2 separate regions of the Mus musculus genome follow, and region 1 is linked to region 2. Evidence: chromatin loops called from intact Hi-C (ENCODE). Cell type or tissue: heart. All regions are shown on one strand. Links, peaks and the distances in the headings refer to the core of each region. The heading gives the core; the rest is flanking DNA.

Region 1 (5,366 bases), core at 256-5,255, 290 kb before region 2:
TAGACAAGTACTAGAAGAGCTATGGAGACAAAGCAGAGACCATGGCCTAGAAGGTCTACAAGGATCGGCACCGGCCTTCTGATCATAGGGGATGCTGCAGCGTGGGTTGGAAAATCATGCAGTCAGAAAATCAGACGTCAGGCCTTCCGGAGCAGAAGGGTATTTTAAAGGTTATGTAGTCTAACTTCCTCGACTTAAAGAGTGGGAGCTAAGGCCCGGCCGGCTCGCGATGTGGCCATTAGATATTCTGCATTTGGCCTAAATCTGAGAGACGTCTCTTCCTTTCTCCCCAAGGAGCCAGACGCAGCCATCACCCTTATCAAAGGCAGCGCTGGCCGGGAGCGCGGCTGGGAGGGTTTTGTATCTTAGCAGCAGGAGGCAGCAATGATCTCAGAGCCAAGTTCTATCTGTGCCACTGCTTAAAAACCATTCCACAGAACTTCTAATAGGCTTCTTTCTAAGTGCGCCATTCTGAAGTTTGAAACCAGTGACACCGGCCCGCTCAGCCTTTGAGACTCAACTTTGGTGAGAAAACCCTACATCCGGCCAGACAGCAAAAGGAAGGAAAGAATGGATTGTGATAAAGAGCCTTTGGGGTTCCTAACCAGAGAATAAAGGGCTTCATTTTCCTAATGGGTCTGCCCTTTCCCACTGGAAAGTTATTTAAATGTTACAGCAAACAGTGAGGTTGATCAGATATTTTCAGCGGGCGAATCCTAGGAGGTGTTCTGTAGAACCAATACAAAGCTAGATAGTATAAGACAAACAATGAAGGTTAATTGAGTTTTCACGATAATTACAAGGCCATGTGGTGAAAATATAACTCACTTCTATCTAGGACAAATGTATTTGTGAAACAATGCCAAGATTTCAGCCACTTAGGGCCAGGGTGTAGCTCAGTGGTAGATAGAGCTCCTGCCTGCCTGGCTGAGGCCCTAAATTCTACTCCCGAGTATATTATTAAAAAAGGCATTTAGGCCACTTAAACCTGGGCCCAGGAGGTTCTCAGATCCCTGAAGTTTTATGCCTGCTCTACTTTGCCCTGAAGTCTTTCACCCTCCCAACCCGTCTTCCCCCACTACCTCCCCTCAATCCCTCTGACCCCCTCAGGTGCAAAACTTGCAATAACTCTTTTGTGCATGTAACTGACGCCTTACGTGACTTTTATTGATAAATAAAAACTCAAGGCCGGGCGGTGGTGGCACACACCTTTAATCCAAGTACTTGGGAGGCAGAGGCAGGCAGATTTCTGAGTTCAAGGCCAGCCTGGTCTACACAGTGAGTTCCAGGACAGCCAGGGCTATACAGAGAAACCCTGTCTCAAACAACAACAACAACAACAACAACAACAAAAGTTTTAAAAACTCAAACCCCCAGACCTGTGTTTTTACTGGTGGATGGATGGCCATAGAGAAGTGTAACAGGACAAAGAGTGTGATCTAGTATCTGGAGACAGACAAAGCTTGCCTGCTCAGTCTCTTAGTACAAGATATAGATGTGTAAATTAGAGATGGAATGGGTGTTCCTGATACTGCTTTGTCTCAGGCTCCATTTTGGCGGAACAGACTGGGGCCCGCAGTGGAGACAGGAAAGTGGGATGGTCCTCACTGGGTGCAGGCAGGAGAGGTCCGGGTGGGTGTGAGGGGGCCTCACAGAGGGTTTGAACAGTCTGCCCTGTTGGTATCATAAACTAAGCGATAACTCAGTCTTGCAGATATTCGGCATCTGTGCTGCCACTCTGGCTACAAAGGACTTCTGGGGTCTTTTGTTTTTGTTTTTCGGGACAGGGTTTCTCTGTGTAGCCCTGGCTGTCCTGGAACTCACTCTGTAGACCAGGCTGGCTTCGAACGCAGAAATTCTCCTGCCTCCCAAGTGCTGGGATTAAAGGCGTGAGCCACCACGCCCGTCTGGGGTCTATTTTTTAATCCAGCTTCCGACAACGACTTTGAGTGTCAATTCAGAACAAACGGAACGTAGTGACCACCAAAATCAAAACTGCAGAGGTAGAAGACAGAGGAATGGTGGAGGGTGGAGAGTGGAAAGGACCAGACACTAGGTAGGGCACCACTGGATTAGGAAAGACGACCGATGGCAGCTTCTCTCAGTTTCCGGAGACCCGCAGGCATTGGGAAGGGGCCTGTGTGGGTCCCAAGCCTGCACCTTTTCAGGTAGAGCCCATTTGCTTTGACCACTTTTAGCTTATGCACCATCGCAGGCTCACCGACTGTGTTAGGGGCACGTTGATAATAAAAACAGCAAAAAAGCCCCTCGGAAACCTAAATCTTCTCTGCCAGAGAAAACCCAAGTTTCTCTAACTCGTTTCAGAAGCGGGCGGAGCATTGGGTCACCAAAGCCTCCGCGCAGAGCCGCGCAGGGCTCGCAGAGGATTGGAGTGGCTAACGAGGGCGGGCGTGGTTTTGGAAAGAGAAGCGTTGCATGGGGCCTCGCCAGCAGAAGCAAGGTGGGGCTGAGTCTGGCTGGACTGGCCTGGGCTGTGGCAAGCGGGGGGCCGGGCTAAGCCTGGTAGGGCGGGCGTGGCCGAATCCAGCTAGGCGGGGCGAGGGCGGGGCGTAGGCGGGCCAGTCGGGAAGATGGCGTTGTGCGTGCTGCGGAACACGGTTCGTGGAGCGGCGGCGCTGCCCAGGCTGTGAGTTCAGGTTCTCTGTCCCCGCCACGCGGCGAAGGCGGTAGCCAGAGTGGTCTCTGGAGCCTGCATGGGCACTCTAGCCCGATACCTCTGTGCCTCCGGTCCTTGACCTCTGCCAAGGTCGCTGCGGCTGCTGCCTCCCAGTGGGAGGGCTTTGCGTGGACCCGGGCAATGGGTACAAACGTTACTGGGTTGGCAGGGCTGTCAGCATCTGGCATGTACCGCGCTAACTTAGGGGCGCTCTGGAGTAGCTGAGACGCTCACCCCACCTATGTGAAGCACAGTGGTTCCCAAATGTTGTTCTCTGGACCCACTTACCCAACCAAGAATGACTGAGGGTTCCAAAAAGCTTTTGCCAAAATCTGCTCATGAAAAACACTGAATTTTTTTTAGGTGAAAAGAGCATATATTTTGAAGTTTTCTTTGGTTTAACAAGAGACTTTAAGTCTTACGTCATCAGCTTTGGAGTAGATATTTGAAAAGAATTCCATGACTTGGGGAGTGGAGGCAGGAGGACGCAGGTTAAAGGCTACACTTAATCTACATAGCAAGTTTGAGGCCAGCCTGGCCTACATAGCAATACTAGTTGGTAAAGGAACTGTAGATTGTCACAAACAGTGACCCTCCCTCATGACACTTGCCTATCTGTTAACTGCACGTGTCCTGAGTTCTCCTTTAAGGTGTCTTGCCTATTGTGAGGAAACAGGATCAGAGACTGTCTCAAAGTCCCACGGAGCGATGGAGCCAGAGTTCACAGTTTAGCGTTTTTTACATCTTTTGTGTTGTGCTTCATGATTTACCCCAGACCCATGACAGGACCCATATGGTCTTAGGCACCTCATTTTCTCATCTGTGGCCTTGCACCCTGGCTGGAGGAAAATCACTCCTGGAACCTGAGTGGTGGTAAGGGAGGGGTCCTGGGCCAGCCCAGAGATTCCGTTTCTGAAGTGTGAAAGGACCAGTCCTGACCGCACACAGTCACCACTTCTAATAGGCTTGGAGCTTAGTGTAAACTCCTTTTTATCACCACCACCCTGCCCCCCATACCATGCATCATCTCTATCAAGGGCAGGTACTTGGCTTTAGTGAGCCAATTGTGCTAGTGTGGTCCTAGTAAACCCACCAGAGGATGTAAGTGCTGTCTGGGACCAGTAGGCTACTTCTGGAGGCTCCTTGCTTATTTTCAGAGTGTCTGAACCATTGCTGAGCACGCAGGGGCCATTCAAGACCAGAAATCCTGATCCCTGTTTCTGACCCACCAGCGTTTGCCCTGAGCTCTAGACTGTCATGTTATTCATGCAGTTCTCTGTGGCCATGCTGGATGTATATGAATTACTCCGCTTTCAAGGAAGGGAGCATAACTCACTTGACAGAGCCAAGAAATATAGATGGGAACACACACACCTATCAAAGTTGCTACATAGAACCATCTGTAGCTATTTCTCAAGCTACACATGAGTCCTTAGGACGCTTCCAGGTCTAACACATCACTCAGGGAGCAGTCTAACTTCTTCCTGAGGCTTGTCAGTAAAGCACCGGCCCAACTGTAAGGAAGCTCCTGCTGTCTACCACGCAGGCACTTAATTGTTCAGTCCTAGCAAGCATATGATTTATTAGCCCACACCCATTGGGAAGATGTCCACCCACTAGAAGACAGTGCTTAGACTCCCTCCAGCCTCATGGGCTCCATTTATTCCTAGAGTTGCTTAGGTCAGCACCCTTTTCTTTCTTCAAAGCCCTTTTGTATACAATTGGTGCTTTTCTTGGTCTGCATTCTTTCCAGGTACCCTCTACCCAACAGACGATTTAGTTTTTACATTTACTTTATTTAGTGTGTGTGTGTGTGTGTGTATGAATGTTAGCACGAACATACTGCAGTTTATGTGTGGCGGTCAGAGGATCATTTTCAGGAGTTGATTTTCTTCCACCCTGGGCTCCAGGGATGAAAGTCAGGTTGTCAGGCCTACGTAACATATAGTTTTATTGCTGATCCATCTCATTTAGAGTGTCAAAGAATTTGAGCCATACGGTGTATAGTCTTTTTAGATTGGGTTCTTTAACAATAGGCATATACAATTCCTTCATGTCTCTCATGACTTAATAGCTCAGTTCTTTGTATTGCCAAGTAGTATCCCATTGTGTAGCTATACCACAGTTGGTTTAGACAGTTCGCTGTTGAAGGATATTTTAGCTGCGTCCAGTTTTTGTTGACTGTGCAGAAGTCTTCACATGCGTTTGTGTGTAGACATAATTACTGAGGAATGTGACTGTTGAATTGTCTCAGAAGGCTGTGCTTAGCTTTATGAGAAGACGTCACAGTAGCTGCACCGTCTTATCTGTGAACGAGTGTGTTACTCTGCTGACTCATCGTCTGTCATTGCTGGTTAAAGAACATTCAACAATTCTAACCGGTATGCGGCTGTGGTATCTTGTTTTCGATTTGTTTGAACCTGAAATCCCCTTAGATGATGCTGTGGTGGTTTGGATGAGAGTGGCCCCCAGAGGCTGATATAGTTGAACGTTTGGTCCCCGGGTAGTGGAACTGTTTGGAGAAGATTAGGAGGTGTGGCCTTCTTGGAGGTGGTGTGTCATTGAGGTCAGGCTTTTGTGCTACCTTCCAAATGGTGATTTGCCATCTAGTATATTCATCGTACATATGCCCCAACTATTTTGCCGATTTCTTAATTGTGTTGTGCTCGATACTGTGATACAGTAAGAA
Region 2 (5,366 bases), core at 322-5,321:
TGAATTAGGCAGGCTTTTAAAATAAATGGATTGAAGCCTTTCTGCTTAGATATTTTCCATCTCTCCCCCCTCCCCTCCCCCTGCGGTCTAGCAGGCCAGTGTAGCTTCTGCCCTTTGAGGTAGGGGAATGGGAGGAAAGAGGACCATTTCCTCTCTCCAGCTTCTAGGAAAGCTCATGATTTCGGTCAAGATGCCTTTTTCTTGTGGTCGTTTCTCCCGTCCCCCTTACCAAGGAATGGGGAACACGGAGGAAACAGAGGGAGCCTTGGTAGAAAGGTTGGCTCCAACAGTTGAGCCAGACCCACCTAAGGTTTGAGAGGTTGTTTGATCAGGCAGGAGCTCATATTCATTGCAGCAAATCTCAACAAGAGTCTTCTTCCAGCGTTTTTGGTGATTTCATTTCAATATAAATTTCGAAGTATGTTGTTATTCTCTTGCGCGAATTTTATCTCAGTTTCCAGAGATTTATTAATAAAAGCAGTTCTCAGGCCTGCGAAAGGTGAAGGAAGACGATGGTCACGGGCTGAACCTTTACACTTCCCCAAACTCTTGGCCCGCAATTCCCTTTCCCATTACCTCTTACCAATCTGAGGGCGGTGGGACAGCCATGTTCTTAGTGGGAAGCCAGCCTGGGTTCGAGGGCGGCGCTTGGGAAGCTTTGCGGTGGCTTCACCAAAGAGTGACACTTACCGTAAGCCCCACAGTTTATTTTTTCTGAGGCCCTGATTCTGATACGGCAACAGCCAAATTAAGGCCTAAACCTTGCTTGATTCTGGGCATTCCACTTCCAGAACCAATGTGGCTGTGGACCGGGTCAGGAGGTATCCACCCGGAGGGAGACACTGTCTTTAAATGACGTCTAAACTGCCCCTCAGGGTCTGCTGCCTAGTTTACTCCTGTAATCTGAGCTGAACATGAGCGGCCAGGGCGGGGGGTGGGGAGGTGGGGATGGGGTGGGGGCAGGGGTGAGCTAAGTGCGCCCAGGGGCAGGTGGGGACCACCGCCTGGGATGGGGGCGGTGTATAGACGAATGTCCAGGGAGTGGAAAGAAGGGATAAGTTTGACTATCTGTGTCCACCATCCTTCATCCACGCTTTAACGCCTCAAAGCAAATTGGTCAAGGTGAGAATGGAGAAAGTAGAGTGCCTGTCCAGACTGGGAAAGACCTGTCCTTGTCAGGAAAAGTCTCTTCGCTCCCTCAGGGTCTCGGGCTTGGTGACTCTATAGCTAAGGGTGCTTTGGACTAGAGTTCCCGGATTTTTCGGTGTACTTTGGTAGTGGATGCAATCTCTGGGGAGTTGGTGGCCTCTGACAAAGTATACGGGAGCAGGATCGGGCGGAAGGGGACAAGACCCATAGACCTGGCACCGCGTTAGGCTCGCAGCTGAACTCTTGAATTAGCCGGCTGGTGACGGGAGCCACAGAGCCAGACGCGCGAACGAAACCCTGCATGCTGGCAGGCCCAGTCTATGGGTGCGTTGGGCCGCTGCTGCAGCTGCACAACCCAAGCGGGGCTCAGGGAAGGTGGGGCGGGCTGGGCGAAGGATTGACGAGGCCGTGATGGCCAATAGCGGTTTCTGGAGGGCGGGATGGGCGGGAGTCCCCGTTAAAGGGGCGGTGTGACCAGGAGGCCGAGCCTTGGATAAGGAGGGAGGGATACCCGGGCGGGAGACCCGGCGGGTACGCGGGGGAGGGGAGAGGAAAAGGAGGGGACAAAAAATAAAAAAATAAAAGGCTGCTGCTGCGGCCTCAGCGCCCACCGAAATAAACAGAGGCGGTGGCGAAGGCTGCCCACTGCAGCCGCGAGAGAGGAAGAACTCGTGTTGGCCTCCTAGCATTTGCTTGTGCCGAGGACTTCGCTCTGTCCTCGCTGATGCGAGCACTCATTCCCGGACTAGCGCCCAGAACAGATCGGCTGGAGGAAGGGGGAGAACCAGAGAACACTTTTTTATTGTTGTTATTGTTTTTCAGACTAGCCTCACCCTGCTCCCCTCCCCCTCCTCGCCTTCTCCCCTCCCACAGTCCCCCCCTCCCCTGCTCCTCCCCCTCCCTCCTCCTCCAGCCCAACTTAAAGAAAGAGGGGACGACGCGCCCGTTTCCTTCATCTAGGGGAATTCGTGACCGCTGCAAGTTTACTACTCCGGGCGTCGCCAATGCCAAGCTCGGAGGGCCAAGAGGGCTAAACCCCCGCAGCAACCGCGAAGCCGAACAATACCGGCAGCGCTCTGGGCGGCGTGAGCAAGGCCTCGGGGGAGGGAGCGGCCACCCGAGAGCGCCGTGGACTCGACGCCTAGCCTCCTCCTCCCGGCTGCCCAGCGCCCCTGCGGAGATCAGGTGGAGCGGCGGGTGCGCCAGGCTCTGGGGCTGGCGGAGCTTGTTGCTGTCCGCTCCCTGCCAGCTTGTGTGCGCACAGCCACTGCCCTAGGGCACTGTGGCCCCGCAGCCGCGTTGACTTCATTCGGCGGATGCCGCTGATCTCAGCCAGGCTCCTGGTCCGCCGGCAGTACAAGGCAGCTAGCGAGTGAGTGCGTGCGTGCGTGCGCGCGCGGGGGCGCGCAGGGGTGGGGGCCGCGGCGCTGAGCTCGCCCTCCGGCGGCCCCCCTCTCCTCCGCTCCCCACACCTCCCTCCGCTCCCTCCTCCCGCCCGCCCTCCCCTGCCCTGCCCGCCCGCCCCCGCCGCAGCTCCTTTAATACACTTTGGTTCTCCGCCTGGCTTTGGACTCTTCTCCTCCTCCACCTCCTCCTCCCGCGCCTCCTCCGCCGCCGCCTCCTCTTCCTCTCCGCGCCTTCGCTCGGTGCCCGGCCGCCTGAGGCAGATACAGGCGGCGGCGGCGGGCGCACCAGCCCGGCTCCCGAGACTGCAGTCGCCAGTATTTCCACCGCCGGTTCACGGAGCCGGGCGTCCAGAGGACGCGCCTCGCCGATCCGAAGAGGAAATCCAGGCGGCGGGGTTCACCGGCGCCGGCGGGGCGGCCGGGCGCGCTGGCCATGCTTCTGGACGCGGGGCCGCAGTTCCCGGCCATCGGGGTGGGCAGCTTCGCGCGCCACCACCACCACTCGGCCGCGGCAGCGGCGGCTGCGGCGGCCGAGATGCAGGACCGCGAGCTGAGCCTGGCGGCAGCTCAGAACGGCTTCGTGGACTCGGCCGCGGCGCACATGGGCGCCTTCAAGCTCAACCCCGGGGCACACGAACTGTCTCCTGGTCAGAGTTCGGCGTTCACGTCGCAAGGTCCGGGTGCTTACCCGGGTTCGGCTGCTGCAGCCGCTGCGGCCGCGGCTCTAGGGCCCCACGCCGCACACGTTGGCTCCTATTCGGGGCCTCCCTTTAATTCCACCCGGGACTTCCTGTTCCGCAGCCGGGGCTTCGGGGACTCGGCGCCGGGAGGCGGGCAGCACGGGCTCTTCGGACCCGGCGCCGGCGGCCTTCACCACGCGCACTCGGACGCGCAGGGCCACCTTCTTTTCCCTGGCCTCCCGGAGCAGCACGGGCCGCACGCCTCGCAGAACGTGCTCAATGGGCAAATGCGCCTAGGGCTGCCGGGCGAGGTGTTCGGGCGCTCGGAGCAATACCGCCAAGTGGCCAGCCCGCGGACCGACCCCTACTCGGCGGCGCAGCTCCACAACCAGTACGGCCCTATGAATATGAACATGGGGATGAACATGGCAGCGGCCGCAGCCCACCACCACCATCACCACCACCACCCTGGTGCCTTTTTCCGCTACATGCGGCAGCAGTGCATCAAGCAAGAGCTCATCTGCAAGTGGATCGACCCGGAGCAGCTAAGCAATCCCAAGAAAAGCTGCAACAAAACTTTCAGCACCATGCACGAGCTGGTGACCCACGTCTCTGTGGAGCACGTCGGCGGCCCGGAACAGAGCAACCACGTCTGCTTCTGGGAGGAGTGTCCACGCGAGGGCAAACCCTTTAAGGCCAAATACAAACTGGTCAACCACATCCGCGTGCACACTGGCGAGAAGCCCTTCCCCTGTCCTTTCCCGGGCTGTGGCAAGGTCTTCGCACGCTCCGAGAACCTCAAGATCCACAAAAGAACTCATACAGGTAATCGTGGGTCAGCAGTGGGAAGAGGCACCTCGAGGAGAAATAAATGCACAGACTGAGCGTGTGTGTGTGTGTGTGTGTGTGTGTGTGTGTGTGTTCGTACGCGTTGGGGAATGACCATCAGCCAGGGACCTGGAATGGGAGAGCGCAGGACAGCCAGGGCTTGTTTTTGTTGGAGGATGGTAAGAGTATTATTAGACTGGGATTTTTCCATGTGCGGAAATTGAACTTTTAAACGATCAGCGTAATACCAAATATATGCTTGGAGTGATGCGATTGCCACCCCCCACCCGCCCGTCCTGCTCAATATTTCCGTTCTAAATAGAGCGCACAAAATAAAACAATTCGGCTCTAGCTCGATGTCCGGGAAGCGAGCATAGCAAGGATTTTGCCAGCTTGTCTGACTGAGCTTTTCTGCCCCGAGTGGATTATCTATTTTTCAGAGGCTCGTGTTTCCCCCATTTTTTTTTTTTTTTTACACAGGGTCCAAACGTCCTTCTCAGGACTGTTTCCCATTAAATGAATCTGGTGTGAGCCGAAGCTGTAAAGAGGTTCTCATTTAAAAAGTGTTTTTAAAGCCCATTTTGGGGTGGGTCGCAGGGGACTGACGGTGGTTTGTCAGCAGTTTGTGAGATTCTCTAATGGGCACCAGAGGGTTTGTGATTACCAACTTCGACCCTCGCCTGGGCTAACCAGAGCCCCAGGCAGTACCGCCCCGCGGGGCTATCGTGAGAGGAGACGCAAAAGAACGAGCCTCTCGCCTCAGATTATTCATCTTCGACCAGGTCTCAGCCAAAATCGCAAAAGACGATTTGCTAAAAGAAAGCCAAATGTTTTAGCAACTTCCCTCGTCAATATTTACTCCGAAGTCGGGATGAGCCAGCGGCCTATTGTTCTCTTTTGGGAAGGGAGGGAGGCGAGGTGCGAGACAAGCTTTTAACAAGGTTTAAAATTTGAGAAATTTATTTGCATGAAATGCCCTGTGTCTGAGCGGTTGTCTTTAAAAAACAGTTTAGGTGCTAATGGAATTTAACGTTAACTGGTTCCCTTTCCAAGTGGAACGACGTTTGAGTTCTCACACCTCTAAATGACTCCAAGCATTTGGAATCCTGGCAACAGGATGTAGGAACCTCCAGAAAATTAAACAGGGAAAATTTGAAAGGTTTTCCTGACTCCAACCCCTAACCCATTTGCTGAGAGGTACAATCATTAAAAGACTACCTTATCTCTCATGTTTATTTCCTCCACCCCCCATTAAAAAAAAAAAAAGACTGGCGATTATACTAGGATTATGATTAACTCAATT

What was found. Peaks named below come from ENCODE experiments on the same cell type or tissue, not always from the same donor. Only the 100,000 strongest peaks of a DNase experiment are listed, where the experiment ranks them.
Region 1: a loop joins it to region 2, with 2.4 times the contacts of the local background. A loop is called at or near these places in 1 of 42 quality-filtered maps.

Annotation. Positions count from the first base shown.
Region 1 is chr14:122,179,135-122,184,500 of GRCm38, forward strand. Clybl (citrate lyase beta like) reads left to right here and starts at 2,560. Exons shown (of 8, transcript NM_029556.3): 1 at 2,560-2,647. The coding sequence starts at 2,592. In heart, for the core only: a CTCF peak has its summit at 2,759; a DNase peak (open chromatin) is centred at 2,507; H3K4me3 peaks cover 1,459 bases; H3K27ac peaks cover 1,557 bases.
Region 2 is chr14:122,472,688-122,478,053 of GRCm38, forward strand. Zic2 (zinc finger protein of the cerebellum 2) reads left to right here and starts at 2,697. Exons shown (of 3, transcript NM_009574.3): 1 at 2,697-4,060. The coding sequence starts at 2,989. It overlaps 2610035F20Rik (RIKEN cDNA 2610035F20 gene), which reads right to left and starts at 2,512. Exons shown (of 5, transcript NR_045046.1): 1 at 2,216-2,512; 2 at 1,761-1,915; 3 at 306-490. In heart, for the core only: no CTCF peak of the experiment used is centred there; no DNase peak of the experiment used is centred there; H3K4me3 peaks cover 2,734 bases; H3K27ac peaks cover 485 bases; H3K27me3 peaks cover 4,286 bases.